Regions from separate parts of the Homo sapiens genome. Here regions 2 and 3 are each linked to region 1. Evidence: chromatin loops called from intact Hi-C (ENCODE). Cell type or tissue: ascending aorta. All regions are shown on one strand. Each heading gives the region's core, and the rest is flanking DNA. Links, peaks and the distances in the headings are about the cores only.

Region 1 (10,172 bases), core at 5,109-7,608:
ATGGTGCAGGGCCGGAAGGTGTGCAGAGCCCGGAGAGGCTCAGACTTTGCATTTCCGGTGCCGACGGAGCCGGGCCGGAAGGTGTGCAGAGTCCGGGGAGGTCTCGGACTTTGCATTTCCGGTGCACATGGTGCAGGGCGGGAAGGTGTGCAGAGCCCGGAGAGGCTCAGACTTTGCATTTCCAGTGCGGACAGTGCAAGGCCGGAAGGTGTGCAGAGCCCGGAGAGGTCTCCGACTTTGCATTTCTGGTGCACATGGTGCAGGGTGGGAAGGTGTGCAGAGCCCGGAGAGGGCTCAGACTTAGCATTTCCGGTGCCAATGGCGCAAGGCGGAAAGGTGTGCAGAGCCCGGAGAGGGCTCAGACTTTGCATTTCTGGTGCACATGGTGCAGGGCGGGAAGGTGTGTAGAGCCCGGAGAGGGCGCAGACTTTGCATTTCGGGTGCCGACGGCAGGGCCAGAAGGTGTGCAGAGCCCGGAGAGGTCTCCTGCATTTCCGGTGCACATGGTGCAGGGCGGGAAGGTGTGCAGAGCCCGGAGAGGGCTCAGACTATGCATTCCCGGTGCTTCCTGGGGCTGCCACAGGTTTGGTGTTGGGCTTCTTCAAACATTCAGTTCTGGCCGGGCGCCATGGCTCACGCCTGTAATCCCAGCACTTTGAGAGGCCAAGGCAGGAGGATGGCTTGAGCCCAGGAGTTTGAGATCAGCCTGGTCAACAGAGCGATATCCTAAACTCTACAGAAAATTAGACAGGTATGGTGGCACGCACCTGTAGTCCCTGCTAGTGGGGGGCTGAAGTGGGGAGGATCGTTTGAGCCTGAGAGTTTGAGACCAGCCCAGGCAACATGGTGAAACCCCATCTCTACAAAAAATACAGAAATTAGCCAGGCGTGGTGGTGCACACCTGAAATCCCAGCTACTGAAGAGGCTGAGGTGGGAGGATCGCTTGAGCCCCGGAGGTCGAGGCTGCAGTGGGCTATGATTGCACCACTGCACTCCAACCTGGGCAACAGAGCCAGACCCTGTCTAAAAAACAGAAACAAATAACCCCATTCATTTCGACAGGGAAACGCTAGCAGCTGCGGAGCTAATAGTGTTTGCAAGCTAGGATACGGCAATTCTCAGCAAGAAACATTGCGATTTCTGATCTCCCGTGGGCCCTTTTGGAAAGACTGCCCGTGATGGGGTCATCGTTCTCCATGACCTGTCCCAGAAACACGTGTCCCATGGTGGGGGTCTGTGAGAACAGCTCCCTGGCAGGCAGGCTGTGGGCTGGTGGGGCTGCCCACTAAGCCCCGAGGGCCTGGATCGGAGCTGCTAGATCCTCTTTGGGCACTGGTGGATGTAGGCACCTCCTGCCCCAGACGTAACAAGTGACTACTGATGTAGAACGGCTTCTCCCACACAGTTATTATCTGACAGCGCTGAAGCTCAGAAGTCTAACGTAGGGCCAGGCGCGGTGGCTCACTCCTGTAATCCCAGCACTTTGGGAGGTCGAGGTGGGCGGATCACCTGAGGTCAGGAGTTTGAGACCATCCTGGCTAACATGGTGAAACCCCATCTCTACTAAAAATACAAAAAAAACCAGCCAGGTGTGGTGGTGTGCATCTGTAGTCCCAGCCACTCAGGAGGCTGAGGCAGGAAAATCGCTTGAGCCCGGGAGGCGGAGGTTGCAGAGCCAAGATCACGCCACTGCACTCCAGCCTGGGCGACAGAGTGAGACTCCATCTCAAAAAAAGAAAAAATAAAAAAAAAAGAAGTCTAACATAGGCCTCACTGGGCTAAAATCATGGAAAATCAAGGTGTGGGCAGGCCAGTCCCTCCTTGGGGCTCCAGGGGAAAATCTGGTTCCCGCATTTCCCAGCGTCTAGAGGCACCCACATCCCTTGGCTCGGGGCCCCCTCCTCCCCCTTCACAGCCACAGTGAAGCCTCTTCCAGTCTCTGTTTGACTCTCACCCTCCTGCCTCTTCTCCTGAGGACGCTATGAGGACATTGGGGCCCCCAGATCACCCCGGATGCTATCCTATCTCACGATCCTTAACTTCATCCCATCTGCGGTCCCTTTTGACATGGAGCTGACCTGTCCACGGCTTCTGGGGTTAGGATGGGGCTGTCGCTGGGAGCCTGCTGTTCCTTCTGCTGACATGGGGAATGGGCTGGAGGGGTGAGCAGAGCCGACTTCCTCCCTTGCCTGGTCACTCACCTGCCTGTGACCTCAAGGAGAGAGGAAGAGGCTCCCCGTGGGGATCTGCCGGGCGCAACTCTGGCCATCGCAGGGCTGAGTTCTCGAGGCTAAGAGCCACTGAGGGTCAGCTGCGGGACCCGAGTCCCTTCTTCTTGTACCACCTCTGGGGACCATCTGCCAGTTTCTGGAGTGCCTCCCCTTCATTTCATAGACTTAAGTTTCTCAAGCAGGTCATTTTAGGGATGGCAGTTTGGCCTGAAGCCCTTTGATCCCTGATTGACGTCAGAACTTGGTGAGAGCCTGGGTGTGGTGGCTCACGCCTGTCATCGCAGCACTTTGGGAGGCCAAGGCGGGAGGATGGCTTGAGCCCAGGAGTGTGAGACTAGCCTGGGCAACATAGCAAGACCCCATCTCTACAAAAAAATTAAACAATTAGCTGGGTGTTACAGTGTGTACCTGTGGTCCCAGCTACACTGGAGGCTGAGGCAGGAGGATCACTTGAGCCTAGGAGATCGAGTGGTGCAGTGAGCCGAGATCACACCACTGCACTCCAGCCTGGGCAACAGGGCAAGACCCTGTCTCCAAAAAAAGCAACAGCTAAAAAGGTAAAATGAAGAAAAGTACAAAGAAGGCCAAGCCCCTAAGTTCCCCAGCCCAGCACCGATGGGCCTCAGCATCTTGCCAAGCCTGTGCTGGGATTTTCGTGAATTACATTCACCTGTAGATTTCACACAAGGAGGGTTCTATTCTCTCATTCCTCATTCCCATCACTGGGCATCTTTCCTTGTCGAGAAACCTCGACATCCACCCTCATTCTTGACGCTCGTTAAGGCACTCTGTGTGATAGGGGGTGGTGACTTATCACTTTAAAAATGATTTTATAATGTGTTTAACTGGTCCCCCTAGCTGGGCTTTTGGAATGTCTCTCTTTTTCTTGATGTCTTTCTTTCTCTCTTCCTCTCTCTCTCCTTCCTTCCTCTCTCTTTCTTTCCTTCTCCCTCTCTCTTTCTCTCGCCTTCCTCCCTCTCCCCCTTCTCTCTCCTTCCTTCCTATCTCTATCTCCCTCCCTCTGCCGCTTCCTTCCCTCCCTCCTCCCTCCCTCCTCCCCTCCCTCCCTCCTTCCCTCCCTCCTTCCTTCCTCCCTCCCTCCTTCCCTCTCTCCCTCCCTCCTTCCTTCCTTTCTTCCTTCCCTCCCTTCCTCCCTCCCCCTCCCTCCTTCCCTCCCTCTCTTCTTTCTTCCTTCCCTCCCTCCCCCCTCCTTCCTTCCCTCCTTCCTCTCTCCCTCCTTCCTTTCTTCCTTCACTCCCTCCTTCCTTTCTCCCTCCCTCCTTCCCTCTCTCCCTCCCTCCTTCCTTCCTTTCTCCCTCCCCTTCCTTCCTTCCCTCCCTCCTTCCCTCCCTCCCTCCCTTACCCTCTCCTTCCCTCCCTTACCCTCTCCTTCCCTCCCTTCTTCCCCCTTCCCCCCTCCTTCCTCCCCCTCCCTCCCTCCTTCTCTCCCTTCCCTCCCTTCCCCCCCTCCTCCCCCACTCCCTGCCTCCCTCCCTCTCTCCTTCCTTCCTGAATCCCTCCCCTTGGATGGTTGAGGTTTAAGTTAAATTCCTGCGAGTGGATGTGCTGCTGAGCTCTGTGCCTGCCATCTACATTTGACATCCAGCCACAAAAACCTCCAGAAACACCCCATTCCTTCCTGGAGCGCTCGTTCCCCACCCTCCCAGCCGCAGCTGTGAAATCTTTGCCAAGCTGGCAAGTAGGGGCGCTCATCTTTGTTTTGTTTGGGTGTCCTTGGTGGCCGGTGAATCCGACCGTTCTCTGGGCATCCTTCTGTGGGCTGCCAGGCTGGGGTCTTTGCTGACCTTTCTGTTCCGGCGTCTCAGGCGCATTGATTTGTTTGAACAGTTTATAAACGTTTGTTTGAACTCTGCAAATATTTTCCTGAGCGTGTCTTTTGACTTTGCTTACGGTGGGTTTTGCCAAAGAGGAATTTTTTTTTTTTTTGACAGAGTCTCACTCTGTTGTCCAGGCTGGAGTGCAGTGGCGCGATCTTGGTTCACTGCCACCTCCTCCTTCCGGGTTCAAGCGATTCTCCCGCCTCAGCCTCCCAAGCTGGGATTGCAGGTGTTCGCCACCATGCCCAGCTAATTTTTGTATTTTTAGTAGAGATGGGGTTTCACCATGTTGGCCAGGCTGGTGTCGAACCCCTGACCTCAAGTGATCCTTCTGCCTCAGCCTCCCAAAATGCTGGGATACAGGTGTGAGCCACCGCACCTGGCCAGGATTTTAAATGTTTGTTATACATGAGCATCTCCTTTGTTTTTTTTATGGATCTCTTCCAAATTTTAAGATTATAAAAAAATCACCTGTATTTTGTTCCGATTGCATGTTTTACACTTAAATTCTGAACTACTTGAAATTTAACTATGCTAGTGGGGCTCACGGAGGAAGCAGGGGTGATTCTGACCCAACCCTCCCCTCCCCTCCCCTCCCCAGGGGATGCTGGGAGATGTCTAGGGATGTCTCTGGTTGTCACGACTGGGGGGTGCTCCTGGCATGAGTGGTTGGAGGTCAGGGACACTGCTCAACATGGCCCCATCCAAGAGAATCATCCAGCCCCAATGTCTACAGTGCCCAGGAGGGAGAGACTCTTTCTTTCTCCCTTCCCTTCCCCTCCCCTCCCCCTTCCCTTCTCCTCCCCTCCCTCTTCCCTTCCCCTCCCCTCCCCTTCCATTCCCCTCCCCTCCCCTTCCCCTCCCCTTCCCCTCCCCTTTCCCTCCCCCTCCCCTCCCCCTCCCCTTCCCCTCCTTCCCCTTCCCCTCCCCCTTTCCCTTCCCATCCCCTTCTCTTCCCCTTTTCTTTTCTTTTCTCTTTCTGACAGAGTCTCGCTCTGTCACCCAGGCTGGAGTGCAGTGGCATGATCTCAGCTCACTGCAACCTCTGCCTCCCAGGCTCAAGTAATTCTCTGCCTCGGCCTCCCGAGTAGCTGGGATTACAGGTGCATGCCACCACGCCCGGCTAACTTTTGTATATTTAGTAGAGACAGGGTTTCACCATGTTAGCCAGGCTGGTCTTGAACTCCTGACCTCGTGATCCACCTGCCTCGGCCTCCCAAAGTGCTGGGGTGACAGGCGTGAGCCACCGCACCCGGCCCATTCATTATTTCAAAACTGACTTCAGTCCCTGCTCACACTGGACACCAGAATAAACTCCCGATGGGGCAGATGGTGTAAATCAGGGGGACCCCCAGCTCCTGGGATTCATCTCCTCTCTCCCTCCCAACTCAGGGTGTGGATTTCAATGTGTGCAGCCTCCTGGGACCTCAGCATGGCAGAGGATCATGGGACGCGGAGTCTCTTGGGGGTCCGTGGAATCCCCTAACCCGGGGGGTCTCAACCAGGGGTGATTCTGCCTCCAGGGGACATCTGTAATTGTCATGATGGAGGGATGCTCCTGGCATGGAGTGGATGGAGGCCAGGGACGCTGCTCAGCACCCTATGGTGCCCAGGACGGCCCCACCCCAGAGAATCATCAGGCTCTGATGTCCACACACGCAAGGGGAGGCCCCAGTAGAGGGGACGGAATTAGTGGTGAGCAGGTGTGGTGCCGGCTGACCTTGAAGGGGTTCTCTGTTACAAAGGGTGGCGTGGGATGCGGGCTTTTCCTGATCTTTTAATAATGTTGCTAGTCATTCATTGAGCACCTCCTGTTTGCTGGGCGCTGGGCTGGGCGAGTGCGGCTTTGGCTCCTGCGGGCACAGGGTGGGAAGCTTGGAAACTCACCTCCCTACAAGGACGGACGGGGAGGAGAGCGAGGCTGTGAGGGGTGCAGGCGCCTGCGGGGGTCTCTGACCTCTGGGTGGCAGCCTCTCCAGGAGAGCAGGTGCGCCGCCAAGTGAGGGCCGTGGCTGCCTGTCCTGATGACAAAACCAGCACCGTGATCCCCTGCTCCTATCCTTCTGCAGGCCCCAGGGCAAAACAACAACGACAACAGCAAAGACGGGCCGGGCTCGGGGGCGGGGGGAGCCTGTTCCTGGGGCCTCTGAAGCTCGATTTGCAGAGGGCTGCTGTTACCGCTGGCGGCCACGAGGGGGCAGAGGAGGCCCACGGAGTTTCCTGGCCCCGGGCCTGGAGCCGGCAGGGGGCTGGAGATGCGGGGGGTGCAGGTAGGGACGGGGGTGCAGTGGGTGTGCAGGTGGGTGCAGGTGAGGACAAGTGGAGTTGGAGGTGCAGGTGGGGACAGAGGTGCAGGTGGGGACGGAAGTGCAGGTGGGCGCAGGTGGGCACAAGTGGGGACGGAGGTGCAGATGGGCGCAGGTGTGCGTAGTTGGGTTCAGGTGGGTGCAGGTGGGGATGGAGGTGCAGGCAGTGCATACTGACTGTATCCCAGATGTCTTCAGTCACCCCCGAGCCCCTCTTTAAGCTCTGTCACTACCCCCACTGCAGTTTGCTTGATACCTTCCTGGTTCAACACTGACAGCCCTAAGTCCCAGGCAAACCCAGATGGTTGGCCCCTGCCCTAGGGGCCCCTGTGGGCACACTCAGAGCCTCTCTGCCCAAAACCAGAGGCGGTCCCTGGGTGTTGTGCGTGGCAGGAGGCGGGAGGCACTGGCTCTGCTCCCCAGGAGTGGCCTTAAGGCAGTCAGGGAATGCACCTCACACTCGGGCACAGAGGTGTCTCCAGAGCAGAGCTCGGACCAGAGAATGGAAGGCATAAAGCATCCCTGGAGGGCTGGGTGGCCCTGGGAGAGTGCAGGTCATCCTGCCATGGGAATCAGACCCTGGCTTGTCCCCACCATCAGGCCCTGGGGTGCCTGTCATCCCCCCTCCCAGATGTCATGCTCCTCAGGGTGAGAACTGGCTGTGGACCTGGGGCTGCCACTCCCCAGCTCAGAGAGGGGTCATTGTCCTGGCGGGCAGAGGGCCTGGATCCTCGCCTGTGAGTTAGAGACTCGTGCGCCCCTGAGTGAAGGCAGTAGAGAGCTGGTTCAGTTTGGCCAGAGGAGAATTCCATCCACCCCCTGAGTGGGAGGGAGAGAGGAGGTGAATCCCAGGAGCTGGAGTTACCCTGATTTATGCTGTCTGCCCCTTTGGGAGTTTATTCTGGTGTCCGGTGTGAGCAGAGAGCAGACTCTGTTTTTTTCCAAATAACACAGGGTCTCTCTCCCCCTGGCTCCTGTAGACATTGGGGCCACATTTTTCTCTGGGGTGGGGCTGTCCTGGGCACTGCAGGCTGCTGAGCAGCGTCCCGGGCCTCCACCCACTCCATGCCAGGTGCACCCGCCAGTTGTGACAACCACAAATGTCCCCAAATATCACTCAGTGTCCCTTAGGGGACAGAATCACCCCAAGTTGGCCAGGCACGGTGGCTCACACCTGTAATCCCAGCACTTTGGGAGGCTGAGGTGGGCGGATCACTTGAGGTCAGGAGTTCGAGACCATCCTGGCCAACATGGTGAAAACTCCTCTGTACTAAAAATACAAAAATTAGCTGGGTGTGGTGGCGGGCGCCTGCAATCCCAGCTACTCCGTAGGCTGAGGCAGGAGAATCAATTGAACCTGGGAGGCAGAGGTTGCAGTGAGCCGAGATTGCACCATTGCACTACAGCCTGGGCAATACAGCGAGACTCCGTCTCAAAAAAAAAAAAAATCACCCCAAGTTGAGACCTCCTGGGTCTCAGGTGTGTCCCATGATCATATGGACCTCTGAGGTTCCAGGAGGCTGCACACACTGAAATCCACACTCCGAGTGAGGAGGGAGAGAAGAGGCAAATCCCAGGAGCTGGGGTCCCCCTGTCTTACACCGTCTGCTCCATTGGGAGTTTGTCGTGGTGTCTGATGTGAGCAGGGGACAGACTTGATTACTTTTTTTTCCCTCAAATTAAGGCAGGGTCTCTCACATTCAGCACTGAAGACTTTCTACCCCTTAGGAGACACTGGGGCTGGGGGTGGGGTTGGAGATGCAGAGGGTGCAGATGGAGATGGGTTCACGGGGCACCTGCACCCACCTGTGCCCACCTGCACCCACCTGCACCTCTGTCCTCACTCATCTGGGGCAATGTCTGGGGATATTTGTGGTTACACGACTGGGGGGTGCCCCTGGCATGGAGTGGGTGGAGGCCCGGGACGCTGCTCAGCAGCCTGCAGTGCCCAGGACGACCCCACCCCAGAGAACAATCCGGCTCCGATGTCCACAGAACCCGGGTGAGAACCCCTCTTCCAGGATAAGCATTTCTTCAGCCTTTTTGCTTCTTGCCTCACTGAGTGCGGAAGAACTTTGCGACCTCCAGATCACCGAGTGTGTTTTTCTGGTAGCTCCTTGTTCTCCCGGCGAGGGTTTTTTTTTTTTGGTAACATTTCTGCTGAGAGCTTTACTGGAGCCTCTTATCCTGAGAAGGGCTCTTGTGTGGTAAGCAAACTCCAGTCCCCGCGGCCAGTCAGAGCGGGTTTATTTCCCCCTGGTCGGTCACCAGATTTCAGCATGTCCTGGTCGTGTTGAAATTCACGTTATTATCAGTTCTTTTCGCGGACAAGTTGTTCCCCTGAAAGAATTGCCAAGATATACAGCCAGAGCCTGAAAACGCTCTGCTCCCGGAAGGTCACAGCTCATTGCTACCACCCTCCCCGAGAGAAAACGTGTGTGCAGCCCGCAAGTAATTACGGGGCGCTGTGCCGAAATCAGGGGCTCTGCCACAGTCTCCAGGACTCAGAAACCTCTCCCTGTACCCAGCAGCCTCCACATCTGTAGCCCAGGACAAGGCAGTGCTTCCCGGCGGTAGGAGAGCTTGGACATGACCTTGACCCTCTATAGCAGGGGTCATCTGGGTGATGCCGCCCCCCACCCCCAACCCCGGGGACACTGAGCAATTTCTGGGACATCTGTGGTTTTCGCGACTTGGGGGAGCTCCTGGCATGGAGTGGGTGGAGGCCAGGGATACTGCTCAGCACCCCGCAGTGCCCAGGACGGCCCCACCCCAGAGAACAATCGGGCCTCAAATGTCCACAGTGCTGAGGGGGAGAAACTCTGGGTTCATTATTTTGGGGAAAAAAATTCGAGTTATTTTCCTGCTCATGATAGGCACCATAAACGCCCAGTGGGGCAGACGGTGTAAACCAGGAGGACCCCCAGCTCCTGGGACTCACCTCCTCTCTCCCTCCTCACTCAGGGTGTGGATTTCAATGTGTGCAGCCTCCGGGGACCTCAGCAGGGCAGAGGATCATGGGACGCGGAGTCTCTTGGGGGTCCGTGGAATCCCCTATCCCAGGGGGTCTCAACTCGGGGCAATTTTGCACCCAGGAGACATTTGTGGCTGCCTCGATTGGTGGATGCCATGGGGTGGAGGTCAGGGGTGCCACTCAGCACCCTGCAGTGCCCGGGGCAGCCCCACAACCAAGAATGATTCAGCCCCAAATGCCCACAGTGCCGGGGGGAGAAGGCCCGGTGCAGAAGAACCTGCCTCCCGGGTGAGTTGAGAGCAGGCTTCTGTCCTCTTCTGGACAGAATTACTACAGCTCCCACTCAAGCCCCGGTAAACAGACACCCGTTTTCAAGCCCACCGATGTCCTCTCAATGAATCCCCGTTTCAGAGCTGTTATTGCGACCACCTGACTCTACTGATTGAGGCTCCATACCCAGAGAGGCTCACATCCACGACCACCGAGCCCGGGGATCTGAGTACCCCAGCCCAGTGTGCAGACCACAGCCACCTCTCGTGTGTGTGTGTGTGTGTGTGTGTGTGTGTGTGTGTGCGCGCGCGCGCGCGCGCCTGTTGCTAAGCAACCGCTTGAACAGTCAGCCTCCCACAGAACGAGGGATGAGGCACCAACTTGGTCATCGGCAGATTCATCGAGCCTTGGCCGCCTTTGACTCAAAATACACACGGCGGTGACAGTCGCATATGATGAGATGCTGGGGGCAGGGGACATGGGGGAGCCGAGTGGAGGCCAGAGAGGATGGCTCTGCCAATCTGTGGCTTGACCTTGACCCTCTCTGACCCT
Region 2 (10,172 bases), core at 3,297-5,796, 57 kb after region 1:
CTGGCACCCAGCCAAGCTGGCTCTGTGTCCTTCTGATACGTTGCCATAATTCTTTGAGTTTCCTTACTTTCTGGCCCAAAAAGATGCTCCAGAAATATAATATTTTTTTCTGCCTCAGTCCTGGAGCCAACCTCTTCTCCAACCCATCCTGGTGACTTTTAGTTCTTCCAAACATGTACTGTTAAAAAATATGCACCACACCCACACATGTATGGACTTTTCTGAATAATCATAGAATCACACTATTGATACTGTTCTTTAATCTGTTTTTTTTAATTTAGCAATATATTATGGGAATCTTTCCACATTATCAAATATGGATTTGCGACATCCTTTTTAGTGAATGTTAAGTGTTTTATCTTTTGGTTGTACCACAGATTACTGAACTAATCTCCTAAATTAAATAGGAGTGCAGTGCCACCATCAGGGCTCACTGTAGCCTGGGACTCTTGGGCTCAAGGGAGGCATCTAAGTTGTTTATTATTTCTTTACTTTTATCCATAATAATTCTTCAGGTAAAGTGCTTGCATATGCACCTCTGCACAATCCTATTTATGGGCCTGCTGAGCGGAATGGGAAACTCATCAGGAAGTGTGAAAGTCACTCTAGAAGGTGGGAATGCCAGCAGCCACCAGCCCCCAGCACCTGCACCAACAAGGGGTCTTGCCACACAGCTTGGGCTGGGGCGGGCAAAGCTGGAGGGTGGGGCAGTCGAAGGTGAGAGCTCTTGGTCCTCCCCAACCTCACCCCATGAAGACGGCTGCAAGACTGTGCTGAGCCAGCCCGGGTTCCACAGTCTACAAAGGGGGTGAGAGGTCCATTTTTAATCATCAAAATAGTACAACTTTATGTTTACAAAAGTAACACTGGCTTGTTGCTAAAAAATTTTTTCAGAAAACACACAAAGGTTTAAAGAAAAATATCCTTAGGACAGTTTTCCAGAGGGAGATTTGCTTTCAAGAACAGTTATTCCAATGTCCTCCACCCACTGTCTGCTAGTCCATGATTTATCACAACTTGACCATCCCTGGATATTATCTATTTAAAAAAAAAATACTTGCCAGTTAGACCAGGTGTAGTGGCTCATGCCTGTAATCTCATTACTTTGGGAGGCTGAGGCAGGAGGATTGCTTAAGCCCAAGAGTTTGAGACCAACCTGGGCAACATAGCAAGACCCCATCTCTACAAAAATATTTAACAATTTGGCTGGGCACAGTGGCTCACGCCTATAATCCCAGCACTTTGGGAGGCTGAGGTGGGCAGATCACCTGAGGTCAAGAGATCGAGACCATCCTGGCCAACATGGTGAAACCCCATCTCTACTAAAAATACAAAAAATAGCTGGGCATGGTGGCTTGCACCTGCAGTCCTAGCTACTCGGGAAGCTGAGGCAGGAGAATCGCTTGAACGTGGTAGGTGGAGGTTGCAGTGAGCCAAGATCAAGTTACTGCACTCCAGCCTGGGTGACAGAGCGAGACTCTGTCTCAAAAAAAAAAAAAAAAAAAAAAAAAAAAAATTAACAATTAGCCAGCCATGGTGGCATGCACCTGTAGTCCCAGCTACTTGGAAGGTGGAGCTAGGTGGATCTCTTGAGCCCAGGAAGTCCAAGCTGCAGTGAGGCACAATTGTACCACTACACTCCAGCCTGGGCAACAGAGCAAGACCCTGTCTCAAAAAAAAAAATTGTCATTTAAAGGCTAAAAGTAACAGCTCATTGTATGATCTATAATCTTTTTTATTACTGGAGAGCTTGAAAGTTTTCATAATGAACATTTATAATGCTTTTTGTGGATTATGTTCACTTTTAACAATTTTATTTTTTACATTTTGAGATAATATGTGAATTATAGAAGAGGTGCAAAAATAGTACAGAGTGTTCCCTTACACCTTTCATCCAGCTTCCCATTGGCTGATATCTTCCATAACTACAGAACATTTATCACCACTAAAAAAATCAACCTTGCTGCAATATTAAGTATAGGGCTGATTCAAATTTCATCCTTTTTTCCATTTCCACGTGCTTTTGTGTTCCATGATCTGATCCAGGATCCCACATTTATTAAGCTGGTTTGTTCACTTTTATTGATTTTTTGGAGATCTTTATATATTAAGGACCTCAACTTTTTGTCTCTCGTCCCTTTGGCAAAGTATTTCCATTTTGCTTTTTCACTTTGGTGATGACTTCAAGAGATGGGTGGTAGGTGACATAGGATGATGCTGGCACCCTGGCTTAAAGTGAGGGTTATAGGGCACAGGCTGCATGCCAAACCCTCCACAAAATGTTCTCACCTCCCTGTCCCCTCCCAGACATTCTCTGTTTCTCTAACACAAATTGAGCAACTGGCCACTTGTCACCTTGTGAAACCTTGATATTTTATTCCACAAAGTTGTGCCTATCTTGAGTAGAGCCTACACCTTAGACCATAACACGGTTCATGCGTTGTTTCAACACCTGTTGGGTGATGCAGAGTGAATGGGGCCTGGCCAGGCATCTTGTTGAGGAACATGTCACAGTGTCCTCACCCTCAAGAAGGGGAGGTGTCCCATCCCTGCAGGGTGGGGTGAAAACACGTGCAGAAGTGGGCATTGGGAGTGCAGCCAGGAGCTTGGCTGCAGGCGTCCTGGCTGCAGACACAGCTTTGCTGCTGTGTTTGGTAAACAACACCAGGGACCAGGGAGGGGGCCCCCACATCCCACCCCACAGCCTCAGACCTGTTCTCACCCCCCTGTGGTTTGGGAACTCAGTATCTCTGCTGACCCCTCCTGGGCAATTTGCAAGTGAAGGAATTGACTGCTGGTGCTCCAGGCCACCCGAGAGACACCCTCCGCCCCCCACCCCCCCACCCCCATCACCCCTCCACCCCCGCGGCCCCCCCCATCAGTCTGTCACCCAGGCCTCTGGGCACTTTTAGACAAACTCTGTTGGGGGAGGGGAGAGGAGGAAGCAGAGATTAATCACTTTCAGGCTGGGCCTGCGGCGAAGGCACTTCTAGTGAGGGACATCATAGTGCATTTTCCCACAGCGTTCATGGAAGTCTTTCTTGAGGCCTGATATGAGGGGAAGACGAGGGAAGAAGACACCAGTCTCTGCCTCAACAACCAGGCAGAGGCCGGGCGCAGTGGCCCACGCCTGTAATCCCAACACTCTGGGAGGCTGAGGCGGGTGGAGCATCTAGGATCGGGAGTTCAAGACCATCCTGGCCAACATGGTGAAACCCTGTCTCTACTAAAAATACAAAAATTAGCCGGGCGTGGTGGTGCACACCTGTAATCCCAGCTACTCGGGAGGCTGAGGCAGGAGAATCGCTTGAACCTGGGAGGGGGAGGTTGCAGTGAGCCGTGATTGCACCACTGCACTCCAGCCTGGGAGACAGACTAAGACTCTGTCTCAAAAAAAAAAATGTAAAAATTAACTGGGCTTGGTGGCACCTGTAGTCCCAGCTACTTGGGAGGCTGAGTGGGGACGATCCCTTGAGGCCAAGAGTTTGAGGCTGCAGTGAGCTGTGATTGCACCACTGCACTCCAGCCTGGGTAACAGCAAGACCTTGTCTCTAAAATAAAATAAAACAGAACCAGGCACAGAGCTGGGCACGGTGGTTCATGCCTGCAATCCCAGCACTTTGGGAGGTCAAGGCAGGTGGATCCCCTGAGGTCAGGAGTTCGAGACCAGCCTGGCTAACATGGCAAAACCTCGTCTCTACTAAAAATACAAAAATTAGCCGGACATGGTGGAGTGCACCTGTAGTCCCAGCTACTTGGGAGGCCAAGGCAGGAGAATCTCTTGAAACCAGGAGGCGGAGGTTGCAGTGAGCCGAGATCACACCACTGCACTCCAGCCTGGGCAACAGAGTGAGACTCAGCCTCAAAAAAAAAAAAAAAAAAAAAATAGAACCAGACAGAGAGCAGCAGGGCTGCGTCCTATCCCTGCCCCTTAGACAGAGAGGCATGAAGGGGTGAGCAGGCCAGGCCGGGACCAATGTCGGGGGCCAGGACTGGGACTGGTAGGGTTGGCAGGGCTCACTCAGCTGCGTGTATGGGCCCTGACCCCTGGGCACACCTGCATTCCCCTGCCCTGGGAGTTGCTCCAGTGTTTATTGAGTGGGTCCTCTGGGATGGCACTGGGGGGGTGCAATGGTTTTTTTTAAAGTCCTAGTGGATTCTGGCCAGGTGTCCGAGGAGGACACAAGCTGAGAGACACCTGCGCCCCCAGAACTGGAGGAGGCAGAAAGCGTTCTCCCCTGGAACCTCTGGAGGGAGCACAGGCTTGCAGACCCCATGATTTTGGACTTCTGGCCTCCAGAACTGGGAGAGGATCCATGTCTGTGGTTTTAAGACCCCCTCCCAGTCCCCCATTTGTGGCACTTTCTTACGGCAGCCCCAGGACACCCATCCACAGAGTTCCTGGGAAATGGGGATGTCAGGCCCGTCGTCTGCACGTTTGGCAACCAGAAAAGCCCCTGTCCGTGGGGGTGCGTCCCCTGCTCCCCGCATTTCTGCCAAAGCCCCTTCCGTCGGCAGCTTGTCCTTGCATGTCCCCGAGGAAGGTGACCAGCAGGCGGAGCTGCTGCCCAGCGGCGGCCGTCCCCTCGCCCTCCTCCCTCCTCTTGTTACCATAAACACTTGGAGACCTCAGAGGAAAACGCTCAAGGATTCCCAGCCTCCAGGGCTGTGTGCCGAGGGCTTCAGAGGCTCGCATGGGGAGCGCCCTTTCCTGCACCCGCCCTGTTGACTCTGCTATCTTCCCGGTCGCCCGGCTTCCCGGGGCAGCCTGATGGCCAGGGCGCAGGTCTGGGTGGGTGCCAGGTGCCTGCCCTCCTGCCCGCCCGCCCTGGCCACCCTGAGCTGCAGGACACAGAGACCCGGACGGGAGCCAGCCGTGCTGGGCGTGGCCTGGACTCTGGGTTACGCTGGGGCAGTGAAATTTCAAAACAAACTTAGCCACATGGTCCGAGTCAGGTGTGTCCGGGTGACCCCTGTGCAGACCTTGGCGTCTGGACCTGCCCGGCCGGGGGCACCCATCCCGCAGATGCTGAGGCGGAGCCCCAAATCACGGGACCCTCTGCTGCAGGCACCGGCGGGGCGGGCTGCCAGGGCCGGAGACGAGCCATGTGCATTCTTGGGATGTTTTTTCGTTTAACCGTCTCTCCCTCTCCCAGCCATTTCCTGGCCTCTCGCAGACAAGCGACAGACAAGCAGGTCTGGCGCCGGGCCACGCTGGTGGTTTTCCATGCCGGGGTCAGTCTGGGATCCACATCCCCACAGCTCGGCCCCTGGGGGGCCGGGAGCCAGGGGTTTGAGGCCCCGATCCACCCCTTCCCAGCTCTGTGACCTTAAAATCCTTTAGCATCGGTTTCCCTACTTGTGCATGTTAACATTTGGAAGCTGATGATTCTTGGTCTCGGGGTGTTGGGGGGCTTCCTGGCAGGGAGTGGGTGGAGACCAGAGACGCTGCTCAGCACCCTGCAGTGCCCAGGACGGCCCCACCCCAGAGAGAAGGATCCAGCCCCAATGTCCACAGGGCTGAGGGGGAGAGGTCCTGCTGAAAAGCTGCAAACAGGTGCTTTTCTGCCCAGCTTCTCCGGCCTGGTTAGCGATGAAACCTGTGGCTGCCAGCCATTGAGCCCAGCCCCTGGGCGGGCGTTGCTCGTGAATTCCTTAGGCCCTGCAGGACGGGCAGTCTCTTGCTTGTGGCTGGAGCACCGTTTTCTGTTGATTTATTTATATTCTGCCTCATTCCACAAAGGATCGGAGCAAGCATTCAGGAAGAGATTCTATCAAATACAAAACTGCAAATAGCTTCCTAACATAGTAGAGAACAGGGCGAGTCAGGAGTTGGCACTAGGCTGCCCTCGGTCCTCTGGGTCCCGTATTGGGTTCTCCGAGGGCCCCCGGCTCTAACGGGGGATTTGTCCCAGCTCTGCCTACGCTACCTGTGTCTCAGCAGATCTCTGAGCCTCAAAGCCCTCAGAGACCCTCAAAGCCCCTAAGAATCAGCACCCTCTATGATGTCATAATGCTGAATAAGACAAGCACGTAGCCGGGCGCGGTGGCTCACGCCTGTAATCTCAGCACTTTGGGAGGCCAAGGTGGGAGGATCACTTGAGCCCAAGAGTTCAAGACCAGCCTGGGCAACAACGAGACCTCCGTCTCTACAAAAAAATAAAAGAATTAGCCGGGCGTGGTGGTGCACACCTGTGGTCCCAGCTACTCGAGGGGCTGAGGTGGGAGGATCTGGAGCCTGGGAGGTTGAGGCTGCAGTGAGCTGTGATTGCGCCATTGCATTCCAGCCTGGGTGACAGCAAGACTTCATCTCAAAAAAAAAAAAAAAGGAAAATAACACCATAACATTTTATATAGGGATGTTCTACATTTTCTTTTTAGATTTATTTCTCAATATAAATATGTAGCAAATGCTTACATGCATATATAATATGTAAAATATTACGCTGATTTTTTTTTTTTTTTTTTTTTTGAGATGGAATCTTGCTCTGTCACCCAGGCTGGAGTGCAGTGGCGTGATCTCGGCTCACTGCAACCTCCGCCTCCTGGCTTAAAGCAATTTTCCTGCCTCAGCCTCCCAAAGTGCTAGGATTACAGGCGTGAGCCACCACGCCCACCCAGAAGACTCTAGCTTAGCAGAGTTGTGGGAAGACACTCCCCTGCTGGTTCCTGGTGTGAAGAAGTGAGCGGTGCATTGCGAGAAGGCCCGAGGAGGGTCTGATAGCTAGGACCCAAGGGTGGCCCATAGGAGCTGGGAGTGTCCCCCAGGCAACAGCCAGCAAGGAAACAGGGACCCCGGTCCTACAACCACAGGGAGGCAAATGGTGCCAACAGCCTGAGGGAATGCTGGATGAAGAGCCTTCCCCGGGCGAGCCTTGGATGAGACGCAGCCCCAACCAACACCCAGACTGCAGCCCTGGGGGTACCCTGAACAGAGGCCCTGGCTTGGCTGTTCCCGGACTCCTGACCCCACAAACCGTGACGTACTAAGTGGATGTGTGTTGGAAGGCGCCACATGGATGGCAATTGGTTACGCAACACAGAGACTGAGCTCACTGCCCCACAGCCCCAGCTTGCGAGGTGGACCTTGTCCTGACCCTGCCAACAGGAATACAAAGACTTACTGGAACTTTGCACACGGGACAGCCCTGGTGACTCACGTAGCGTGAATGACTTAAGAGCAAATTCAGGCCGGGCACAGAGGCCCACGCCTGTAATCCCGGCACTTTGGGAGGCTGAGGTGGGAGGATCACTTGAGCCCAGGAGTTTGAGACCAGCCTGGGCCACATAGCGAGACCCTGTCTTTAGAACAAATTTTAAAAATTAGCCAGGGTGATGCTGCACTCCTGTAATCTTAGCTACTCAGGAGGCTGAGGCAGCAGGATCGCTTGCGTTCAGGAGTTTGAGACCAGCCTGGGCAACCCAGGGAGACCCCATCTGTAAAAAAAAGTTTTAAAAATTACCCAGATGGGCTGGTACGCACCTGTAGTCCCAGCTACTCAGGAGGCTGAGGTGGGAGGATCGCTTGAGCCCAGGAGGTGGAGGCTGCATTGAGCTGTGATTGCACCCCTGCACTCAGCCTGGGCAGTGAAGCAAGACCCCTGTTTCTTAAATAAATAAATAAATAAATACATAATAAAATAAAAAAGACCAAGTTTAGTTCCCAAGGGTTCCTGGTTTCCCAGACGTGTGAGGGTGGCCACCAGCTGCTGCAGTGCCCGTCCCCCGCCTGCCGCGGCCCGCCCTGTCCTCCCTGGGGTCAGCAAGCATCCAGGGACCACGGTGAACTCTAGGAGGGAGTGGGTCAGCCCCACCCAGGGCGGATTCCCAGCACACCGTGTGCAGGCCTGGGTCGAAGGGTTCTGCTGGAATCAACCCGGCATGTTTGTTTTTGCTGCAGTCCCCTGGGGCCGTCCGGGCTGCACGCCTGCACGTCATCCGAGGCCGCCCCACTGCGGTGGGTTGGGAAACTCAGTCTTGGAGCCTGCCAGCCTCACAACTCCTGCTCTGGGAGCACGTGCCCGTGCCGCATGTGTCTGTGTGTGTCTGCATGCATCTGTGTGTCTGGTTCTGTGTGTGTCTGTGTGTGTGTCTGCATGTCTGCGTGTACCTGAGTGTGAGCATGTGTCTGTGTGTGTCTGTGTGTGTGTCTGCATGTCTGCGTGTACCTGAGTGTGAGCATGTGTGTGTCTGCCTGCATGTGCCTGTGTCTGCATGTGTCTGCCTTTGTGTGTCTGTATGTGCCTGTGTGTCTGTGTATGCCTGCGTGTGCCTGCGTGTCTGCGTGTGCCTGCGTGTGCCTGTGTCTGCGTGTGCCTGCGTGTCTGCGTGTGCCTGCCTGTCTGCGTGTGCCTGCGTGTGTCTGCATGTCTGTGTGTGCCTGCGTGTCTGCATGTGCCTGCGTGTGCCTGCGTGTCTGCGTGTGCCTGCGTGTGCGTGTGCCTGCGTGTCTGCGTGTGCCTGCCTGTCTGCGTGTGTCTGCGTGTGCCTGCGTGTCTGCATGTGCCTGCGTGTGCCTGCGTGTCTGCGTGTGCCTGTGTGTGCCTGCATGTCTGTGTGTGCCTGCGTGTGCCTGCGTGTCTGCGTGTGCCTGCGTGTCTGCGTGTGCCTGCGTGTGTCTGCGTGTGCCTGCCTGTCTGCGTGTGCCTGCGTGTGTCTGCATGTCTGTGTGTGCCTGCGTGTCTGCATGTGCCTGCGTGTGCCTGCGTGTCCACACGCCCTGAGGAGGCGCCCGTTCTGCTTTGTACACTTCCCTGGAGCTTTCCAGATCAATCCCAAAGGATGCCCAAAAAGACTCGAGCAGGGCACTGTGGCTCACACCCGTAATCACAGCACTTTGAGAGGCCGAGGCAGGAGGATTGCTTGAACCCAGTAGTTCCTGGCAACAGCAAGTCCCTGTCTCTACAAAAAAATTTTAAAAATTAGCTGGATAGGCTGGTGCAAACCTGTGGTCCTAGCTACTCTGGAGGCTGAGGTGGGAGGATAGCTTGAGCCCAGGAGGTCCAGGCTGCAGTAAGCTATGACGGTGCCACTGCACTCCAGCCTGGGCAATAGAGCAAGACCCCATCTAAAAAAAAAAAAAAGAAAGAAAGAAAAAAAGGAAAGAAAAAGAAAAAAGAAAGAGAGATTCCAACCAGCCTTTCTTCCCTGGTTCCCTGACAGCTCAGAGTTAACCATTGTGCCCCTAAGCCTAACAGCAGCTGGAGCTGATAGCCTTTCACAGGGCCTGCCAGCAGCCTTGGAGAAACCACGAGCCCATTTAACAGGCAGGACGCTGAGGCTCTGATAACAAGTGCGGTTTCGGACAAGAGCGGGAGAGGAGATGGAGAAACAGACCCTCGTGCGTGGCTGGTGGGGATGGAACAAGGCCCAGCCTGGCAGCTTCTCACATGGTAAACACGGAATTACCATAGGGCCCAGCAATCCCACTCCTGGGGATAGACCCCACAGAACTGACAGCAGGGACTGAAAGAGGTGTTTGCACACACAAGTGCACAGCGGCATGATTCCCAACAGCCCCAGGGTGGAAGCCACCCCAGGCGCCCATCAGTGGATAAACACAGCATGGTCCAACCAGACAGTGGAATATTACGCAGCCATGAAAAGGAAGGGAATCCAGACACGGGCTACAGCGTGGATGAACCTTGAGGACCTCACGCTCAGTGAGAGGATCCAGACACAAAAGGACGTATCCTGTGTGATCCCACTCCTGGGAAGTCCCTAGAGTCGTCAGATTCACAGAGACAGGAAGTAGGATGAGTGAGTGCCAGGGGCTGGGGAGGGGGACAGGGAGTGAGTGTTTCATGGGGACAGAGTTTCAGTTTGGGAAGAGGAGAAAGTTCTGGAGAGGATGGTGGTGATGGCGGCACAACATTGTAGTGAGAAAAGAGAGAGGGAGAGGAAGGGCTGAAAGCCCCAAGCCCCATCTTCCGGCTCCAGCGTCATATGAGATGCGTGTTCCCGCGGCCTCACCGTTGAGTTTGAAGGCGTGATGTCAGAATGCAGGCCCAGCAGGGACACCCCGGGAGATGGTGGGGGTGGCTGGCAGGGCGGGTTTCACCTGGACTGCACCAGCCCAGGTGTGACGGGCTCTGGGCCAGACCCAGGCACCCAAGGTGAGAAGGCAGCATCTCTGGTCTCGGGATACCCAGGCCTCCCCGAGGCGGCAGAAC
Region 3 (10,172 bases), core at 3,689-6,188, 370 kb after region 1:
GCCAGGCTTGGCACACAGTAGGTGCTCACTTAATACCACAGGATGATGTAATAAACAGGCACAGAGGAGACTCACTGGAGGGGGATGGAGTCTTCCTTTATGCCTCTGACACACTGCACTGCCCTTGCCTGTGGCTTCCTTCCTGGAGACTCAGAGTTGCCCCTCCATTCCATTCCCCATGGCAGTCCTGGGAGGATCTTTCCAACCCCAGATATGAGGTCCCTCTCCAGCTCAAACACCTCCCATGGCTCCCCAGTGCCTCAGAATACATACAGGGCTCTTCCAAAGTCTCCTCAGAGTCTCCAACCCCATGTCGTTCATCCCTGGAGGTTACTTTCCAGCCTCCACGCCTTTGCCCAAGTTGTTTTTTACACCAGAAAACAGCCCCCTCTACTCTGCTTCATACTCCTATTCATCCTGCATGGCCTCAGCTCTAATGCCCCTTCTCTGCATTTGCGCTGCCCAAATGAGCTGGGGGTATCTGTGTCCAGGTTTGTCCTCCCGGCCGACCCCACCACCGCTCAGACGGCTGAATATCCCCCCGGCCCGCTCGCCAAGTCTACAATCTTTTCGAGTTCCTCCTTTCCTCCTCTTTCCAGCCGGTTTCCCGGCCAGGCCTGGCCCTGATTTTCCGGGTGGCGCTCCCGGATGCGGCCGGCAGGTGGCGCTGCGGCCGGGCAGACGGCGGGGTTGCAGACCCGGAAGCGCTCCAGGCCACGACCCCGCCGGAAGTGCTGCTGCCCCGAACGGCGCTGCAGGTCCCTAGGGGCGGCCAGTAACACGGCGAACTCAAAAGTTGAGTTGGGAGCACAGACATCCCCATGCGCAGGCCCAGGCTGGGGCGGAAGGGGACGCGAGGCAGGAAGGGGCTTCAAGCGAGCAGTGGCAAGGCTGGCGCCAAGCTGAGGGCCCGGCCTCCCAGCCCAGGGGGTCTCCTCCGTGGGAGGGGTCCCGCAGCTGCCTGGGTGCCAAATCCCCCGCGACCCCTCCACCCAGGGCCCTCTGTGGTCCCAGGCACTCCTCCCACCAGTCCCCAGCGTCACCACCACAGAGCCAGGTGCATCGGGTGTAATCACTTTATTGGCTTTTGGAGAGCAATGGAGGGGATTAATACCTCATCTTTCCAAGTTAAAAGACTAAGACTGTTTCCAAAAGACTCCAAATAAGAAACTTCTCCTCAAAGTACAAGGATAATCTGAATCATCTTAAACCAGCAATAAAAAAGTAAAATATAAATTTTTATTTAGAATTAAAGCAAATACTTCAGTATCACAAACACAATATTAAACTTCAAGAAATACACCGCTAATTCGGAGTGAGCGTTTATTTGCACGATTACAACATGCGGACAAACCCAGGCGAGATGAGCGAGTCTACGGTTCCTACCCACCCGGCTGACAAGGGGTGGCCCCAGGGGCCGGATGCCCAGCCCCGAGGCGGCCCTACTCCTCCTCCTCTCCCGAAGACTCTCTCTCGAACGTGTAGGCCATGAAGCAAGCGTCGGGTCTCTTGGGGACAAGGGGATGCCCCGGTCTCACAATCTCAAAGCCCAAAAAGCTGAAGGTTCGGAGCAAGGCGGCTGCGGGGGAGAAGCCGTCAGAACCCCTGCCGACCAGAACCCCCCGCCCGCACCCCCCACCCCCGCAGGGAGACCGTGCCTGCGGGCTGAGAATGAAGGGGCGGCGCAGGCACCCCCACGCACCCTACTGCAGGCGATACGGGTCACCTACCTCTGTCCTCGCGGTTCTTGTGGAAGCAAATGAAGACATGGTCGGCTCGCAGCTGCTCCTCAGCGAACTCCAGGAGAACTGCAAAGCTGCAGCGAGTGTCAGCGTCTCGGCTGGCCCGACCCACCTGCCTACCTCCTGGGCCTTAGCAGCTACCCTGAGGCCCGCTCTACTCCAGGGTCCCCCTGGGGCCCAGATCGTCCTCTGGGTGGGGCCGTCCTGACACCACAGTGTTGAGCAGCACCGCTGCACCCACCCACGTGCATGCCCCATGACAGAAAAGCTCTGACACTGCCTGGCATCCCTTGGAGGGTAGAATCCCAGGGTACGAATTTGGAGTGCACTTTTTAAAAAGGGACCCCAGGCCGGGAGCGGTAGCTCACGCCTGTAATCCCAGCACTTTGGGAGGCCGAGGTGGGCGGATCACGAGGTCAGGAGTTCAAGACCAGCCTGGCCAACATAGCGAAACCTCGTCTCTACTAAAAACACAAAAATTAGCTGGGCATCGGTGGCGGGCGCCTGTAAGCCCAGCTACTCGGGAGGCTGAGGCAGGAGAATCGCTTGAACCCGGAAGGCAGAGGTTGCAGTGAGCCAAGATCATGCCACTGCACTCCAGCCTGGGCAACAAAAGCAAGACTCCATCTCAAAAAAAAAAAAAAGGGGGGACCCTGTCCCCACCAACAAAGCGATGGTGGCCCCCATATGTGCTGCCTGAAGGCAGTGCCCTCCCTCATCTGTCCCTGCACCCCTTGGGCAGCAACCCGCACCTGGTCCCTGCTCCCCTGGGTGAGCACTCCCCGCCTGTCCTTGCCCCTCACCTGGTCCCTGCTCCCCTGGGTGAGCACTCCCTGCCTGTCCTTGCCCCTCACCTGTCCTTGCTCCCCTCGGGCAGCGCGCCGCCCGGGATCTCGATGTAGAGGCTGCCGCCACTCAGCACTGTTCGCCAGTTAATGCGTTTGGCGTCTGTGAGCCTGGACTGGACGTTGAGAATCCTCGTCTTGTCGTTGGACGTTAGTTCCTCTGTTACATTCAGCCGATCATCCTGTCCAGGGGGTGCAGCCCAATTCAGAACCCTGACTCACCCCACAGGACTCCAAGAACCCGGCAGCGCTAAAGCTTGGGCCTAGGCCGTGTTGAGCTCAGGCAACGCCTGGGCTGCAGGAGACTGTGCGCCGGCTCTGATGAAACTCAGGGTTCCCACGATTACATTCAATCACAGGTACGGGCAGCAAGGTGCACAAGAAAGTACCTGTGGCCCCAGAGCAGCCCCAGCAGGCCCGGCCCCATACTCACGGAGTAGAATAAGTTAGCTGAAAGATTGTGATCCCTCTGACTATTCCCTCGCCCACCTGGGATCTTCAGGGGTGGGTGAGGGGCATCAGGAGCACCACCGAGGCCCCGGACCCGGGTTACTACAGCAGTGGAGGGAGACCCTGGAACTGAAGATGATGCAGGTCACGAGGCAGCGCCAGGCTCCGGGCGGAGACCCCTCCAGGGCGTCCGGGCGGCCTTCAGCACATCCCCACCCCTGCCTCGGCCAAAAGACCCCGCCCCGCCCAGGCAGGGGCCCACCCGGTCCCACACCCCCGAGGCTTCCCGAAGGCAGCTCCAACGCCTGCCCCAAGCACCTACAAGGGCAGCAGTCACTGAGCCCCGACTCCTCGGGCGGCGCCGCCCAGGACAGCCCAACCTTCCCAGGGCGGGGGGCCCCTTCCCCTCACGCAGCCCCGCCGGGGCAGAGCCTCACCCCCCGGCCACCAAGACAGCCAGCGCTTCCCCTTTTCAGTTCTGTCGCGGCTTCCCCTTTCCACCCTGCACTACGGCCAAAATCTGGGACTCTTGCTTGTCCCCGCGAAGACCGGGCGGGCCTAGCCTGACCTCATGGAGGACGCGCCCCGCTCCGGCTCCCGGCCGCCCGCCCCCCCGCCCCCGCTCCAGGCCCGGGCCCTCCCGGTTGCGTCATCCAGGCAGACGCGGCCTCGCGCCCCGGGGGAGATTTTCACAATCGCGCAGCCGGCAGCGCCAGCAGCCATTTGCTGCGCAGGGTAAACAGGCCCCAAAGTTGCCTCCATTTTGCACGGCCCCCAAACCGCGGCACCGCCAGCACCGCGGCCCAACCTCCCGATCCGGGGCTGAGCGACGCCCACCTCGGGGGACGCAGTCGGGAAAGCTCGACCGAGACCCCGCGGGCTCCCCCACAACCGCAGCTGGCACCCGCGCCCCCGGAAGCGGGACGCGTCTTCCCGGGAAGCGGCGGGGGTCTTCCCAGGGCGCTGCCGGGCTGTCGGAGTGCGCCACCCCCAGCTCCCCGGCGGCCCCCGCGGAGAAGCCCTGGGTGCCGTCTACGTGCGCGGCCTCGCCCGGCGCGTCCCGGGCCATCCAGACCGACTCGCTCAGGGGCGAAAAACGGGGCCCACGAGGTCCGTCGCGTGCAGGGGCCACATCGAGGCAACAGGGACCCGCGGGAGCTCGTCCACCGCAAAGCGCTCCCCGCTCCCGCAGCGCACGCTCGACGGCCGGGACCGAAAAGTGCAGATTCACCAGCCCCGCGGGCCCTGCCTGTCCGCGGACCAGCCCCCCAAGGCCGACCCCGCCCCCAACCAGATTGCCCCATCCTGCGCCTCCCAAATCCGACCCGACCGCACACCCTTCCTCCAAACCGAATTCCCAGTCTGCGCCCCGCAAATCCAACCCTCGACCAGAAGCCTCTCCCCTCCTCCGAAGCCGAGTCCCATCCCGCGAACCCCGCAAAAGACACACGCCTCCCCCGACTCCCCGTCCTGCGCCCAAATCCGACCTCCGACCCATGCCCCTCCCGCAAATCAGGCGCCCCGGACGGTGCCCCCCAAATCCAACTCCGCACCCTTGCCCCCCAAACCCGACTCCCCCGAGAGCACTGCTAAGGCCGGGGGGGACCTCCAGGCCCGCCCTGCGCCTACCTCGTCCCCGGCGCGATTCTGGCCTTGACAAAGGGGCGGATCTCGCGCGCCGGGGACCTATCTGGCGCCCCGAGGACGGCCCCCCGCAGGCCTGCGCGGCCGGCGCTTCTGGAAGCTTCGGACGGGGGCGGGGCACTTACCTCTCACTGCTGCTGCCGCCGCGGCTGTGCAGGCTTAGGAGCGGCATGGTGCGGCTGGCGTGGATGGTGGCGCTGGGTTTATCCCCTTCCTTCTCTCTGGCGAAGCAGTGGCTATTGAGGATCCGCTGCAGGGAGGATTTCACCATCCGGCCGCTGGGGTCCGAAACCAGGAAAACCTCCGCTGCGTCTCTCCGCGCCGCCGCCGCTGCTCGCCGTTCGCAAAATGGCGCCTCTGCCGCCGCCCGCCTTTATAGATGCTGCGCCCAGGCCACGCCCCCCGCGCCGCCGGGAACGCGACCGCACGAGGGGCAGAGCCGCGGGGCCGCCGGGAAAAAAAGTCGCGCCCGCCCCTCCCAGCGCCTGATTGGTGAAAGGGAAAGGGAAAGGAAGAGGCTCTCTGGAGATTGGTTGGTGAGCCTCGGGCCACGCCCCCTCCTGCGCGCGTCCTTCTGGGGGCGGGGCTGCCGTGGCGCCGGGTACGCGCTGCGCGCGCCCCGAGCCGTCCCCGCCCCCACAATCGTGCCTTGGGGGCGGGGGCGGCTCGCTGGGGCCGATTTTCGGGGGTCTTCGAGTGCCCGTTTGTCTGTCGTGGTCCACGTCGCCCTCCCTAGGGTCCCTTCACGCAGCGGGACCCCTCCCCTGGGTAGGCCCCCGGGTGCTTGGGGGGTTGTCCAACCGCGCCAGAATTATTTCCAGTAACACCTGGTAATCATCGATGATATTACTGGTTTTATTTTTTTAAATTTGGTCTTGCAGTTCTTAAAATGCTTCCAGTGTTTAAAAAAAAAGAACTTCCAATGTTAAAGATATTCAAATTTAGTAAAATATTTCGTGTACAATTTGGACTTAAGCAAAAATTTTACTCCTTGCAGATAAATTCAGATTTTTCCTGTGGAAACTGAAACTTACCCTAAGGAAAAACACTACTCCTGGCAGTTAAAATTCAGAAACACATCTCATGTATGAACTAAAATGTGGATCTCCCAAGGAAAAAACGATTTCTTTGGTGGTCAAGTTCGGTAAACTGTTTCGCCTGTGAGGTAAAATGTGGACTTACCTAGCAAAAATATTTCCCCTCCTGGTTAAATCCAGAAAAAAAATCTCAGGTATGAACTGCACTTTGCTTTTAATAAGCAAAGATATAACTCTTGGCAGTCACATACGGGTACATAGCTTGTGTGTAGACTAAATTATGAATTTAGCAAAAAGTTGCCACTTTGCAGTGAGGTTTAATAAAATATTTTTTATTTCATGTATAAACAAAATTTTGTTCTTACCAAGCAAAAATGCTACTCCTGGCAAATCCTGATTCCTTTCATGGTTTTAATTTTGTTTTGTTTGCGACCGGGCCTGGCTGTCACCCAGGCTGGAGTGCAGTGGCGCAATCTCGGCTCGCTGCAACCTCCGCCTCCCAGGTTCAAGCGATTCTCCTGCTTCAGCCTCCTGAGGAGCTGGGATTACAGGTGCCCGCCACCACGCCCGGCTAATTTTTGTATTTTTAGTAGAGATGGGGTTTCACCATGTTGGCAAGGCTGGTCTGGAACTCCTGACCTCAGGTGATCCGCCTGCCTCGACCTCCCAAAGTTTGGGGATTAACAGGCGTGAGCCACCGCGCCTGCCTGTCTTTCGAGATTTCGTACTGCACCAGAAGGCTGTTGTTGCATCTCTGCTACGAGCATTCGCTATTCAGGTGTTGAGGCAGAAATTAACTCCTGCGGTTGACATTTGGGGCCGCCCTGGGCACTGCAGGGCGCTGAGCAGCGTCCCTGGCCTCCACCCACTCCATGCCTTGAGCACCCCCAGTTGTGACAACCACAAGTATCCGCAGACATCACCCAGTGTCCCTTGGCGGGGGCAGAATCACCCTGGGTGAGACTCCCGAGTTAGGGGATTCCACGGACCCCCCCAAGAGACTCTGCATCCCATGATCCTCTGCCCTGCTGAGGTCCCAGGAGACTGCGCACGTTGAAATCCACACCTTGAGGCAGAGGTTGCAGTGAGCTGAGATGGCGCCGCTGCACTCCAGCCTGGTGACAGAGCGAGACTCTGTCACAAAAAAAACAAAAAAAAAGCAATCCACACCCTGAGTGGGGAAGGAGAGAGGAGAAGCATCCCAGGAGCTGGGGGCCTCCTGGTTTATACCGTTTGCCCCATTAGGAGTTTATCCTGAGGCTGGGCACGGTGGCTCACGCCTGTAATCCCAGCACTTTGGGAGGCCGAGGCGGGTGGATCACGAGGTCAGGAGTGCAAGACCAGTCTGGCCAACATGGTGAAACCCCGTCTCTACTAAAAATACAAAAATTAGCTGGGCATGGTGGCGCGTGCCTGTAATCCCAGCTACTCAGGGGGCTGAGGCAGGAGAATTGCTTGAACTGGCACCCGGGAGGTGGAGGTTGCAGTGAGCCAAGATTGCACCACTACACTCCAGCCTGGGCTACAGAGCGAGACTCCATCTCAAAAAAAAGGAGTTTATTCTGGTGTCTGGTGTGAGCAGAGAACAGACTCTGTTTCAAATAATTAACTCAGGGTCTCCTCCCTCGGACCCGTGGACATTGGGCTTGGATTGTTCTCTGGGGTGGGGCATCCTGGGCAAATGGTATGAACCAGGAGGGCCCCAGCTCCTGGGATGCTTCTCCTCTCTCCTTCCCCACTCAGGGTGTGGATTGCTTTTTTTTTTGTTTTTTTGTTTTTTGAGACGGAGTCTCGCTCTGTTGCCAGGCTGGACTGCAGCGTCCTGGGCACTGCAGGGTACTGAGCAGCGTCCCTGGCCTCCACCCACTCCATGCCAGGAGCACTCCAAGTCATGACAACCAGAAATGTCCCAAACATCATCCAATGTCCCTTGGGGGCAGAATGACGCCCCTAAGTTGAGGACCTCCTCTGGGAACAGAGGCAAGAGCCTGCTCGAAATGAACAGGTCACCGGTGCGATTTCCAGAACAGCCACGACCAGGGAGCCCCATCCCTCCATCCTGACTGCAGCAGCTCTCACTTCCTCCTCCTGCCTGCCTCTGATGGCCGCCTGCCAATGCTGTGAGGCTTCTAGAAGGGCCACCCCCACACTGGCCAGGCCACGTGGGATGAGCGCTAGGATCAGCAACTGCGCCCTGCTGGCCCACCTGGCCGGGTTCCCCAGAAACTCCCCAGGGTGGGAGGTGCTTTGCTGGGAGCTGGGGAGTCTGTGACTGGTGAGGGGCCTCCCGGACAGCAGGGAGAGAAAGAGGCATATCTTTCTCTGGAGGTGGTGAGGCTTGAACTGTCTGAAAGGGACAGCAGAGGATGTGGGGTGGTCAAGGATAGAGGGCCCATGCCTGGGTTTTCTTCTGAAATCAAGGTTGAGGGGATACGGCTGCTGGCAGAGGACGCAGAGAGTATGACTCTGATTGATTGATTGATGGACTGATTTTTTTTTTTTTTTTTTGAGACAGAGTCTCACCTGTAGCCCAGGCTGGAGTGCAGTGGCGTAACCTTGGCTCACTGCAACCTCCACCTACAGGGTTCAAGCGATTCTCCTGCCTCAGCCTCCCGAGAAGCTGGGACTACAGGCGTGCACCACCATTCCCGGCTAATTTTTGTGTTTAGTGGAGACAGGGTTTCACCATATTGGCCAGGACGGTCTCAAACTCCTGACTTCATGATCTACGTGCCTCCCAAAGTGCTGGGATTACAGGTGTGCCACCGCACCTGGCTGTTTGGTTTTTGAGACAGAGTCTCACTTTGTCACCAGGCTGGAGTTCAGGGTCATGATCTCGGCGGCTCACTGCAACCTCCCCTTCCCAGGTTCAAGTGATTCTCCTGCCTCGGCCTCCCAAGTAGTTGGGAATTACAGGCTCACGCCACCAGGCCCAGTTAATTTTGGTATTTTTAGTAGAGACGGGATTTCACCATATTGGTCAGGCTGGTCTCGAACTCCTGAACTCAGGTGATCCACCCATCTCACCCTTCCAAAGTGCTGGGATTACAGGCGTGAGCCACCGCACCCGGCTGACTCTGATTTAAAAGAGGGTATGTGGGCCCGGTGTGCACTTTGGGAGGCAGAGGCAAGAGGATCGCTTGAGCTCAGGAGTTCAAGACCAGCCAGGGCTACATAGCCAGACCCCATCTCTGCAGCAAATTTAAAAATTAGGGACATGGTGGTGCACACCTGTAGTTCCAGCTACTCCAGCGGCTGAGGCAGGAGGATCCCCTGAGCCAGGAAGGTCAAGGCTGCAGTGAACTATGGTCTCTCAACTGCACTGCAGCCTGGGTGACAGAGGGAGACCTTGTCTCTAAAAGAATTATAATAATGAGTTAAATAAAATAAAATGTAAACAGGTAAAAATAAAGAAGGATTGGGGCCGCGCACAGTGGCTCACGCCTGTAATCCCAGCACTTTGGGAGGCTGAAGCAAGAAGATCGCTTGAGCCCAGGAGTTGCAGACCAGCCTGGCCAACATAGCAAGACCCTATCTCTAGGTTCTCACTTTGTTGAGAATTTTAAAAACTTCTAGAAATTTTAAAAAATTAAAAAAATTTTAATTAGCTGGGATTGGGTGGGCATCTGTGATCCCAGCTACTTGGGAGGCTGAACCAAGAGGATCACTTGAGCCCAGGAGGTCAAGGCTGCAGTGAGCTGTGATCACACCACTGCACTCCAGCCTGGGGGACAGAGCAAGACACTGTCTCAAAAAAAAATGAAAGCAAGCAGGAAAATGGCCAAGCGTGGTGGCTCACGCCTGTAATCCCAGCACTTTGAGAGGCCAAGGCAGGCGGATCACGAGGTCAGGAGATCGAGACCATCCTGGCTAACACGGTGAAACCCCGTCTCTACTAAAAATACAGCAAAAATTAGCCGGGTGCGGTGGTGGGTGCCTGTAGTCCCAGCTACTCGGGAGGCTGAGGCAGGAGAATGGTGTGAACCCAGGAGGCGAAGCTTGCAGTGAGCCGAGATCGCGTCACTGCACTCCAGCCTGGGTGACAGAGAGAGGCTCCATCTCAAAAAAAAAAAAAAAAAAGAAAAATCAGGAAAATAAGGCAGAATCTGGGCCTCCTTTTCTCCATGTGTTCCTGCCTGGCATTATATTCAAGCCTGGCTCTGTCTCCTGAAGAAAAACTCAGAAGGCGCTTGAACTCTTTTGAGCAAACAGTGTGGGGAAGAAAAAGGGAAGTAAACAAGAACCGGCCTTTTTTTTTTTTTTTTTTTGACATGTCGCACAGGCTAGAGTGCAGTGGCCACTCACTGCAACCTCCGCCTCCTGGGGAACCGACCATTTTTTTTGAGACGGAGTCTTGCTCTGTCACCCAGACTGGAGTGCAGTGGCGTGATCTCGGCTCACTGCAACCTCCACCTCCCAGGTTCAAGCGATTCTCCTGCCTCGGCCTCTCAAGT

Evidence for each region. A loop is a pair of places that touch in the nucleus more often than their neighbours do. Peaks named below come from ENCODE experiments on the same cell type or tissue, not always from the same donor. Only the 100,000 strongest peaks of a DNase experiment are listed, where the experiment ranks them.
Region 2: a loop joins it to region 1, with 4 times the contacts of the local background. A loop is called at or near these places in 10 of 110 quality-filtered maps.
Region 3: a loop joins it to region 1, with 4 times the contacts of the local background. A loop is called at or near these places in 4 of 110 quality-filtered maps.

What each region holds. Positions count from the first base shown.
Region 1 is chr19:2,633,239-2,643,410 of GRCh38, reverse strand. The region is part of intron 2 of GNG7 (G protein subunit gamma 7); the gene reads left to right. Among named protein-coding and RNA genes, the nearest start is that of MIR7850, 7.6 kb to the right of the region's middle. RefSeq lists an enhancer at 9,389-9,528. In ascending aorta, for the core only: a CTCF peak has its summit at 6,258 (motif pointing right); DNase peaks (open chromatin) are centred at 6,212 and 6,950; H3K4me3 peaks cover 397 bases; H3K27me3 peaks cover 649 bases.
Region 2 is chr19:2,574,001-2,584,172 of GRCh38, reverse strand. The region is part of intron 2 of GNG7 (G protein subunit gamma 7); the gene reads left to right. Among named protein-coding and RNA genes, the nearest start is that of MIR7850, 52 kb to the left of the region's middle. RefSeq lists enhancers at 4,600-4,649, 4,468-4,762, 7,061-7,205, 8,355-8,855, a silencer at 4,468-4,762 and a cis regulatory region at 7,126-7,139. In ascending aorta, for the core only: CTCF peaks have their summits at 4,350 and 4,555 (motif pointing right); DNase peaks (open chromatin) are centred at 4,732, 4,792, 5,162, 5,692 and 1 weaker place; H3K4me3 peaks cover 1,591 bases; H3K27ac peaks cover 1,870 bases.
Region 3 is chr19:2,264,379-2,274,550 of GRCh38, reverse strand. OAZ1 (ornithine decarboxylase antizyme 1) reads right to left here and starts at 5,065. Exons shown (of 5, transcript NM_004152.3): 1 at 4,807-5,065; 2 at 3,021-3,166; 3 at 2,597-2,769; 4 at 1,731-1,816; 5 at 1,063-1,579. The coding sequence starts at 4,952. The coding sequence ends at 1,443. It overlaps LOC105372240 (a long non-coding RNA gene), which reads left to right and starts at 5,298. Exons shown (of 2, transcript XR_936242.3): 1 at 5,298-5,449; 2 at 5,679-6,058. RefSeq lists enhancers at 305-444, 1,885-1,944, 1,955-2,014, 4,752-5,366, 7,862-8,031 and silencers at 825-1,074, 1,535-1,684, 3,574-3,773, 3,984-4,043, 5,009-5,498 and 1 more. In ascending aorta, for the core only: no CTCF peak of the experiment used is centred there; DNase peaks (open chromatin) are centred at 4,293 and 5,140; H3K4me3 peaks cover 2,188 bases; H3K27ac peaks cover 1,697 bases.